Regions from separate parts of the Mus musculus genome. Here region 1 is linked to region 2. Evidence: chromatin contacts called from ENCODE Hi-C data. All regions are on one chromosome and are shown on one strand. The core of a region is the stretch at or near the end of the contact, and the rest is flanking DNA. Distances in the headings are between cores, read along the strand shown. Region 1 overlaps Ets1 (E26 avian leukemia oncogene 1, 5' domain). Region 2 overlaps Fli1 (Friend leukemia integration 1).

Region 1 (5,474 bases), core at 571-3,070, 200 kb after region 2:
CTACAAATCTCTCCTCCCTTCCCCCCACCTTGGGTACCACCCTATCTTGGGATATCTAGTCCCAGCAAGACTGGGTACATCCTTTCCCACTGAGGCCCAACCAGGCAGTCGGGTAGGGGAAGGGGGGTCTAACAGCAGGGAACAGAGACAGAGACTGCCCATGCTTCCCTTGGTAGGGGACTCACAGGAAGACCGAGCTGCTGCACATTTGCTATGAATGTAGGAGGCCTAGGTCTGGCCCCTAGATGATTCCTGCTTGATAGCCCAGTCTCTGTGAGCCTCCGGGTGATTGTTTTTAAGGCTTTAGAAGCTTCTACTACGTGCCAGGCCTTGTGCCTGTTCCTAAAGGAATGATTTATTTGTGTGTGTGTTGTGTGAACGAAACTCAAATTTTCCTAAGGTCATTCATTGTCATTCATATTCAAAATAAAAATATATGATAAGTCTGAATTTAAATTATACTTATAGTGTGATAAACTTAATTATAAACTTCTGTTTATAATTATACTGATTCTTATTTTTCTTGGTATTTTTATCTAACCTTTAGATAAATTCCTTATATTTTGTGTAAGTTGTCTTACACCATCCAGATACTACTCATGTGTAGAATTCAGTGGAGAATAATCAGGACTGACTAGAGGGACCTATCATCAGAGTAAAATTAAGTATTATTTATGAAATATAAAGTTTACTTTGTAAGTTCAACTTCAGAGGGGGCAGACACACACACACAAACACAGACACTCACATAGATAGACAAACAGACACACAGAGAGAGGTAGACAGAGACAGACAGACACACACAGGGAGGGAGAGAGAGAGAGAGAGAGAGAGAGAGAGAGAGAGAGAGAGAGAGAGAGAGAGAGAGCATGAGTGAGCTCCTGTCAGGAGGATTCTAGCCATATCAGTGTACCTGCTTGTATGACTCTGGGAAAAAATAATTTCATTTATTCTGAATCTCACTTTCTTTTCGGTTTTTTGAGACAGGGTTTCTCTCTGTAGCCCTGGCTGTCCTGGAACTCACTCTGTAGATCAGGCTGGCCTCGAACTCAGAAATCTGCCTGCCTCTGCCTCCCAAGTGCTGGGATTAAAGGCGTGCACCACCACGCCGGGCTTTGAATCTCACTTTCTTAATTGGCCAAGTAAGTCACTTAGAAAAGCTAAGGTTTCTCTTAACACTGATGGCTTGTGACTTTGGGCAACAGTAAAGGCTGGTAAACAACATAGACTGCTATTGATGAGGTAGACAGGTCACTACTTTGACTCAGTCACTGGGGAGTTTTTGGGTACCTCTGTAAAGGGCAGCTTGTACAAGAAGATATTAGGAATTGTGCAAAGCTATCCCAACGATCACATGTAACAGGCTTCCCAGTTAATGCCTGGTTTCAACTTGTCTGGGATCATTTCTGAATATGTCATTTCAGGTAGTGCTGGGCCAGGAGTCATGTCTTCCAGTACAACAGCTTCCTTTTCTGCATAATCATTGGCCACAGGGCCAGCTAAAGGCAGTTCCAGGGAGGGGTCTGAATTGGAGGAAGACATAATGTAGGTTAGGAGTCTGGTAGGCAGAGCAACGAACCCAGCTGTATCCTCACAGCTGCCCATGCGGTCTGAGTAATGACTTATTTCATGGAAGCTGCCCCTTCTTGTTGCTCTGTTCTGTTGAGAAACAGTCCCCTCCTGCAGCTGGAATGTACTCCGCTGTGAGGCATCTCAGCACCTTTTCCTGACAAGCCTGGTGAGACAAGGTCCTCACTGCCTGTTTGCACAGAGGGAAGGGCCCATGCCTGCCTGTGGGACTGTTCACAGGTGCTTCCTGGGCAGCAACCGGCTGACCCCTCCATGGGCATGGCCTGCCTGGTGGAGTTGGGGGCAGGCAAGATGCCACCTGCTTTGACTTCCCAGTCATCCAGGAAGCTCTAACTGTGTGCTGGTGTGTCAACAGCGACCCTCTCGCTTCTCAAAGGCTCCCTTTGTGGCTGGCTGTGGCGTCGCCTACGCATGTTTGTTATCTGTGATCTCATTTTATTGATGTTATTTCTACATTTTGAGAAAGATCTGTGACAGTTACCCCTTCTTTGGGAAACAAGGGCCTAGGTACAGCTTGTTGATTTGGAAGGAAAACCAGGAAGACTGCCATTGAGTTCTTATCAGAGGGCAGATCTAACTCCTACCCATCTTTATTTTTTTGGTGCTGTTGTGGTGTTCCCCCCCTCCATGTGTGTGTGTGTGTGTGTGTGTGTGTGTGTGTACATATATACATACATATATTTGTATATTAGGTTTTGAATACTAGGTATGCGGCAAAGACCCTGATTGTCTTATCCTACTCTGTAGTAGTGAAACGTTTATTCCCGTTTCATAGATAAGAAAGTGAGATGTTAAAACCTTATCACAAAGGTCCTAAGCACACATTCAAACCCAGCAGTAGCCAGTTCTAAAAATCACATGGATGATATCAACACGGTTTTTGAAATACTTAGATGTTGAATTCGGAGGGGACACTGAGATCTGCTGTGCATGTTTAGCAGTCTGCCTAAGTACTGCCTTGTAATTTGGTAATGTGTTACAGTTTGACACACGCCTTTACCCAGCAGAGACCCCAGTAATCCCTATGAGTTGCCGATATTTTGTGAAAAAGGAGAGTATACAGAAGGGATGCCAAGTTGTTCTCTCAGTGCCACATGCACCATATGGTAAAACCACAGCTGGACTTTGTCAGATGTCCTGATGGCTCCATTTAGCCACCCAGCTTATATATTTCTCTTGTGTGGTGAGTGCCTCCACAATAGTCATAATAACCACTAACATGAGACAGAAATGTCAGCAAGGCAGTCGCCCCTTTTTTGTTGCTGCAAGTACCCTTCCTCTACATCTTCAGTGAGTCTACATGGGTGCTAACTAGAGATCTGGGAACAGGGTGCCCAGACCCTTGATGTCACATCTAGGAAAGTGGCAGAGATACCCAAAATACCAGGAGCAGACAGGAAAGTGGCTTGCTCTGTAGGGCACTGGACAAACTAATGTGCACTTTTCTTTGGAGAGAGGTTGACTTTGGACCTTAAGAAGGTTGAGTTTTGTTGTTTTGTTGTTTTTTTGTTTTTGTTTTCTTGGTTTTCTTTTGTATTTTTATTCCTAAGAGATTTGAAAAGAATCCCCCAGCCCTGTTTTCCTGTATTAAACTGAAATGTGCTTTGCTTGGGCCTTCTGTGCCTCCGTGTGTGTAGAGTGAGGTGGATTTTTATGAACAAAGGGAAAGTCAGACAGCTGGAGGTTGCTTCTAAACACAACAAAACAGAGTAGAAAAATTTGAATGTCATAGTACGTGTTATATAAAAGAACTGTGCCCGAGAGGCATACCAGAATTAATGACATCTTAGATGAATGGTGTATTCTTCCTATTCAAAACAGAAGTACCATTTAAGCTGTGGCACCAGGTATAGGTGTGTGTGTGTGTGTGTGTGTGTGTGTGTGTGTGTGTGTGTGTGTTCACTCAGAAACTAGTTAGATTGGACCAGATCTCTAATTATTCTTCTTAAGACATGTCAGTACCCTTGCCTCCTCTCCTTGTTTTGATCTTGCTGGAAGCAAGCTAAATGACAAACTAACTGTTGACCTGAGAAGTATTCCCTTGGGCTTGCTACTATTTTCTTGCAAATGCATATCAATCCTAAGTAGCTGCCCAATAACATGGTGTTCCCTGGAGGACTACGTGGGGCGGGGGTGGGGGTGGGGGGTAAGGATGGGAAGGAGGTGGTGGTACAACAGCTTATAGCAAAAACAGAAAGAAGAGCTTTAAGTTTGGCACTTTCTAGTCTGGGCACTCAATTCTTGTCAGGAAAATTTTAGAACACATATAAAGTAAATCTTAATGCATCCAGAAGGTGACTCTCCTCTTCAAACCAGGATCAGTATCTGATGTAGAACCTCCCACTTACAAGTAGCTCACAGCAGGCCTAAAGGATCAGTCCTTGATCTTATCATGCCTGACCTGAAGAGTTCCTCTGCTGTGCACTGAGCTGTCGGGAAGAGGTTGTCATCTTGTGTCCTTCTGAGGCCTGAGTCTGTTTTGACTCCAGGCCTCCAGGTAATTGTTACCTGTGCATAGTCTCTGTCTTCTTGAAGGATGCTGTTCTGAGTAGGCTGACACTCTTTGGGAGAAAGGGTAGGAGAGTTAACGAGTTCATGTTTAGAAAATGCCCGAGTCGAGTCACTGTTGATGCAGGGAGAGTTGTTTAATTAGTGGGAGATCTGATACAGACTGGTGATGCTCAATACGATGAACTCTCCAAGGTGAGTCACATTGAGTCACATGTGTGTGTCCAGGAAGCATATCCTTGATTTCATATAGATCAAGAGTTCCACTACCCACTTCCCTTGTCTCCTGACAGAAATAAAACACTCTGCAAAATGGTTGGCCATCCCTTAGATTTTCTAGACATAGCTGTTCCTGTAGCGTAAGCGATAAGAGAAATTTGTGTTTGTAGAGTACCAGGTATGTGCCAGGTACTTCATAAGCTTTACAGAAGCACTCGTATCTGTACGTTAGCTACCTCTGTGAAGTTAATTGTTTCATCCCCAGTTTTTCCATATAAGAAATGGAATCGCAGAAAATTTCCAATAATTTACTCAGGACCACAAAGGCTCAATGTCCCAGATCTTTATTTGGAGCTTGATCACAAAGCCCAGCCTACATAGAACACCCATTTGGAGAGAAACCTTGACTCCTGGGATGCTATTTTCTGTGTAATATTTTCTTCTAAGAGCCTCATTAATATCAATATTAGGCAAAAAAAACCCCATTCAGTTGTCTATAAATGTATGCCATAAGGATGGATTTAGGTGATTCCTAGCACATATTTTCAAGTTCAAGATGGATAAATGAAAGCACCCTTGGTAAACTTGCACACCGAATTTGTGCTTTGCCCTCCCCCACCCCCTCCCCCACCCCTCTTTGCCGACTGGGAAACCAAGGAATGAAGTGAGAGCTCAACGGTGCCTGAGAATTTTCCAGGGAGGGGACAGAAGTTTAGGCCTTGAGGCCACTTGATGCAGCAGGAATGTTTGTAGAAAAATAAACACACACGGAATGAATCAACATCTACACGCTGGACCCGCAGTTAACCTCCTTCAGCAGGAGGGGGGAAGGGGAGGAGCCAGAGCCTGAGTCCTTCTCCCTCCCTCTCTTTAAAAATGATACTTTGTTAAGGCCTCTCTTAGGGCATCCTGGTGACTGCTCTTCTGCTTTGGCTGGCCTGATGGAATGATTTAGAAGCTTCAGAGCCTTCAGCAGATTTTGGGTACTTATTGAACAAAACAGCAGCAGAGTATCAGTGAGAGTGGGCCCTGGTGAGTTGTTGTGGCTTCAGAGGAGCTCTGGTCAGCAGTCATGGCTTGCAGGCATGCCTCACACAGTGAGTGAGCAATGAGTGAAGATGAAGTAAGGCTCTGGTTGCTCCAAGCTGCCTTGCTGC
Region 2 (5,126 bases), core at 199-2,698:
CTCTGAGTTCGGCCTACGCTGTGTACAGAGCCCTTCTTTGCTGCTGTGAAAGCCAGTGAATCAGCCGGGAGCCTGGAATCTGCTGCAGGTCCTCTGTATTGGCAGAGGGCTTCAGCTTCTCTTGTTGGCTCTTTACTCAGGCCTCCTCTCTACTCAATGAGCTCAGGAACAAGGCTTAGGGATGGTGAGATTGAGGAGGGACTGACTCATGTAGGTGGGCATCGGAGCTTTAGTCTGCATATGCATACTGCTCACCTGAAGAACTTAAGAATTTTTTCCCAAGGACTGTGGGATATTGAGGATAAAAGGAGATGCTATAAGTAGAGACCATTTAGATAGCACAGTGCCACACAGCGAGTGCTTAGTGCACGCTCATCAAAATGGAGTTAGGGATGGAGGGATCCTGTGGAGAATGGGTCTGCATTTCAACATGTATACACCCTAAAATTTCTCATGCTAACTTGGTTGGCCAACTCCTTCAATAGGGATAAGCTGTATGTTCCCATAAGGAATATTTTGCAGTTAAGTGTGGCAATGGCAAAATTGTGTGCAGAGCACTTTCTGATACAGCACCACATAATAAATGAGACTTCTAAAATTCTCATCTCCTCCTACTCTGAAAAGGCACAGGATGCATGTTGGGAAAATAAGTGAGCGAGCGAGCTCTTAGCACAAACATTTGGGAGGATAAGACTGAAACTTTTCCCAGCTTCTGAGTTCTGCTGAGATGCCAAGCTCTTCCTAAGAGCCCGATTTGCAGCGCAGAGGCGAGTGCCTCTATTTGAGCACTTTAAGAAAAAGTGTGGGGCAGTCGTGAGAAGCAGATGGCTCAGTGGGTAAAGTGCTTGCTGTGAAAGCATGGGGACATGCATTTAGAACCCCAGTGCCCACATAAAAGCCAGCAGTGGTGGTGACTACCTGTGTGGGGCTGGATAGCAGGCAAGCTTCAAGTTCAGTGTGAGACCTTGGCTCACAAGGTGGAGCATGATAAAGGTAAGATTCCCAAAGCTAACCTCCAACACACACACACACACACACACACACACACACACACACACACAAACACACACACACACACACACACACGAGTGCATCTGCACAAGTGTGCATCCACTACACAGATACACAGACACACACACACAAAGAAAACAAACAAAATGGTAAAGACCTCTATCCAGTGTGCTTTGTACCTGGTACAAGAAAGCCAAAAACAGTAAAAGAGGACCCAGGATTTTCTGAGCCTTGTGTGCAGGTTGGACCCTCTGGATGGCCCTGCATCTTCCACAGCAAGTTTGTATATCCCGCTAGCTTCCACCCTGGTCTCTTTCTTTGCCTTCCCCACTTATATACTGAGTCCCAAAGCCATTGTTCGTTCTCACTTCTGAAAGCTAAGCACACAGTGGCAGGCCCCAAGGCCTGCGGCTGTGTGTGCCTGAGATTAAGATTTTTATCTGCTCTCTGACAATGTGCAGAGGAAATCCTGTTCCTAAACTCAGGGCCGTGAGAGGAGCGCGGCCAGCAGTTCTTCCCTCCCACCTGGGAGAGAGATCAGGACACCTGACCTGCCAGGAACATGGGCTCATTGTTTATACATAGAAAAAGCTCTTTTCCGGTCTCAGTTAATCAACTCCTCTCCTACATTTTTTTCTTTGAGCCGCAGAGCATAACAGTCTCTTGGCAGAGCTGGGTTGGGGTCTTAATGTACTAGCAGATAAGGTCCCCACGGAGGAAATGCGAACTACTGTCTAGTAAGATTTAGGAAAGAGCTTTTCCACTCTCCGTGAACCAGGAGGTTCACAGGCAGCCATATCCTCACTGCATGGACCCAGTGTGGCTCTCAAGCACTAGGAGAAGACTCCGTGCTAAAGGGCGGGTTCTCTGGTGGTCAGAGATGAGGTTGTGGGAAGCTGTAGGCTCTTCTCTTTCCCTTTATCCCTAGGGCTTAGTGGGCAGCTACTCTCACAGACAAGCTCCGGGTGACAATTAGGGGACTAGTAGAAGGTCCCTATTTTGTATGTATGGCTTGTCATATTCCTGGCTAACGTAGGCAATGCAGGCGTGCTTGGTAGTTGGAGATGCCTGTTGCTACAGGAGGACACTGAGGACACACGCTCTTTCCCGGACTTGAAGGAAGATATCCTAAGACAGAACTGCCTGGGTGTCTACCCCCAACTCTGCTTTTCCTATCGCTCCTTTCACTGCAGAGCTGGAGTGGATCTGGATCATCTGCAAATCTGCCAGGATGCCCAGGGCTATGAGCAAGAAGAAGAAGGTGTAGAACTTGCTGGGGGCAGGTGCTTACTCCCACAGAAGCACTGCGGTTATAGAAGAAATGACGTGAGCAAAATATCAGTGTTAACTCTCAGAAAACTGCCCAGCAGCAGCAGAGGTGGGGTGGGGTGGGGAGGAGGATGGGGAGAGAAAGGAGAGAGAGGAGAGGGAGGGGAGAGAGAGGGGAGAGAGAACACCGTCTCTAGAAGTGACCTGCCTGAGACCTTGCCCTCTGGCCTCAGTACCTTCATCTTTACAAGGGAACACACAGAGGACTGCTGAGACCTCTGTCTCCAGCATCCCGCCCCCTGAATTAGAATTGTCATTGAACTGATGAAGTCATACTCTCCCTGCTGTAGCGGTAAGGGGAAGCTGGGAGTGTGAAGCCTTGGCCACCTCACCTCCAGGTGCAGGTGTGGCTGAGTTGTCGCTGCCTCATTCGCAGGGGCAAGAGAAAGAGCAGCAACAGTATTTCTGTGGAGGAAGTGTGTTGGTAAACCCCAAGACGCCAGAGTATGCACTTGGGCCTGCCCTGATTCATCTTAAAGCTGAGCTCTGACGAAGGCTCATGGGAGGACCACTTTTCTGTTTTGTCTTGTTTTGTTTCAGCTCATGGGGAAAATGGACTTGCTCATCAGTCTGGAACTGGACAGAGAGGAAGTGGCTCCTGGGTGGGAAGCTATACTTCTGCCGAGCACAGGACAGAGGAGAAAGTAGGAATGCCTCCCCTCCCTTCCCCTTCAACTCCTCCGGACAGGAATAAGGCAAGAAAGCCTGGCCTGAAGAACAGGAGCCCACCCTGCTGTGAGAGGAGCTTCAGCCAGCTTCAGGGATGGGGGTATGGATGCAGGGGTGTGCGAGAGCTGAGAAAGCATCTCTTCCTAGCTCCACAGTCAGAAACATCATCCTGGTAGCCTGGCATCAGCCTCAGAGCAACCATTTGCACCATGGAAATAGGTGAACACTACACAAATCCAGACGGTAGGTTGTTCCACGTTTATCAGCACACGTGTGGCTGGAAATTTCTGCTTCTCATTAACTCCATTCAGCGTTGAGCCATTCACTAAATCTTGGTAGTGAGGGCTCAGTCTGCAGCAGACTAGCCTCAGAGGCTGATATTTAGCTCTACAGACAAGCATCAATTAGATCCAGCCTTTGAGCTGTGTGCAGATCTGGGCTGACTTCATCACAGGAACACATGGAGACGGAGACCGATTGGCTGAGCTCAGGATCTAGGCACCCCCAAGCTACACTTTCCCTTTTGAGAACTTGAAGCCGTTTCCCCTAGCTGTCATTCTGGCCTGTGAGCAGTAGACCTTGTTTTCCCAACCACTCGAACACTCAGGAGCCCTTCTTTATCAGGTAAGGAACTAAACACTTTGTGTCCGTTATCTCCCTGTATTTCATCCTCACCAGAGCCTTATGAAATAATTTCCTCATTTTACAGTTCAGGGAGGTGAGACCTGTGAGGTTGACCAGATTATAAGTGGCCTCGCTCAGAGGTGAACTCAGACTTGACTGGATCCAGGGTGTGCTCGTTCCAAAGTGGGTGTGCCCAGACCACACTTCTGATGTCAATATCGAACATGACTCTTCCTTGAAAATTTACCTCAGTCCATTGATACTAACTCTGAACATGACTGTCAAGTGAGACACAGCTTCCAGGGCCACTGTGTAGCCACAGCACCCTTCCCAAAGACATGCCACCTCCCCCACAGTATATAGTTCCTCTTCCCTCTGCCCCAGCCATGGCCCTGCCCCTGCTTCAACCTCTACTGAAAACTTACTTCCTCCCTTGGAGCTTTCTCTCATTAACCCCACCCAGTGTTGGTCAATTCATCCACTTTGCTTTTATTCTAATAGGTAGTATTTAAATTCACCCCAGAATGCTTTTTCCTGTTTTTACCACTGGGGTGCATTGGGATTTTCTTCCTTAACCTGTCCCTCCTATTAAAGTCCTGCAAGATCTGTACCTGAGTCACCTGGCTAGGGCTATGTCTGTCTGTAGGCTTCCTATTCAGAGTGGAGAAGCTCTTGACCTGGTCAGATGACTCAAATATCTGTCTTGTTCTTGCCAAAGAGGCTCCTCTCAAGAACTATAAGCAGAAGGAGAAATAGTTCAAGCCAGACCTATCCAGCTTATGATATTCATATCAGAAGAAGCCTTTAAGGACTGCCTTGGTCCAGCCTGGGGACACATAGGATCTGTTCTTTCTAAGAGGGTCTTTCTCATTGCATTTCCCTCCTTAAATGCTTGGAATGATTTGTGCATAGAAAGGGATGATGGGGTGGCAATTTGAGGTGGGGTTTCAGGAGGCATCTTTCTGTCTTACTGTATATGTTTTAGAAGGGTAAATACGTAGGTGAGTATAGTGAGCATCTGTGGGGAGATGGAAGAGGATAGGTCTGACCCAGGAGTGGAATGGTAGGTATCTCTACCAGGCATGCCTCAGAAGCGACAGGTGATTTAGGCAGGAAGGATAGACCCCTCTGGTCTTCTGGATGAAGACAGCAGCAATGTGGCAGTTACAGCTGGGCTGCTTTGCATTCGAGAACCTGACTGTTTCAGAGGTCTCAGGCTGTGCCAGAGCCGCCACCACCACGAGGCTAAACTCCTGGCCAGACCTCCTCCTCCTCCATCTCCCCCCAACCTTGTCCTTAGTACCCTGCTCGCCCTTGCCTAGAGCAGGGAACAATTCCTCTTTACCCTAAAGACCTGACTTAGACATCCCATGCTGCCTACTGCTATGCCCTGAACGTTAGCAGGCCCCCATCCCCCCACATGGACTGCCACTTTTAGACTGGCACACGGTTTTCACAAGACAGGGTTGTGGTTTCAGTTTTTTTCCTTCATA

What was found. Hi-C counts contacts between places; a loop is a spot of excess contacts on that map.
Region 1: a map of T-helper 2 cell shows a loop between it and region 2 (2.9-fold over the local background). The contact joins two enhancer-like sites. A Hi-C loop is called at or near these places in 6 of 37 maps with a recorded cell type or tissue (T-helper 17 cell, T-helper 2 cell, regulatory T cell and 1 more).

Annotation. Positions count from the first base shown.
Region 1 is chr9:32,704,416-32,709,889 of GRCm38, forward strand. The region is part of intron 3 of Ets1 (E26 avian leukemia oncogene 1, 5' domain); the gene reads left to right. Among named protein-coding and RNA genes, the nearest start is that of Ets1, 71 kb to the left of the region's middle. Within about 2 kb of position 1,821, at least 1 of the 3 ENCODE cell types and tissues checked has a DNase peak (open chromatin) inside an H3K27ac peak, as active enhancers do.
Region 2 is chr9:32,504,868-32,509,993 of GRCm38, forward strand. The region is part of intron 1 of Fli1 (Friend leukemia integration 1); the gene reads right to left. Among named protein-coding and RNA genes, the nearest start is that of Fli1, 34 kb to the right of the region's middle. Within about 2 kb of position 1,449, at least 1 of the 3 ENCODE cell types and tissues checked has a DNase peak (open chromatin) inside an H3K27ac peak, as active enhancers do.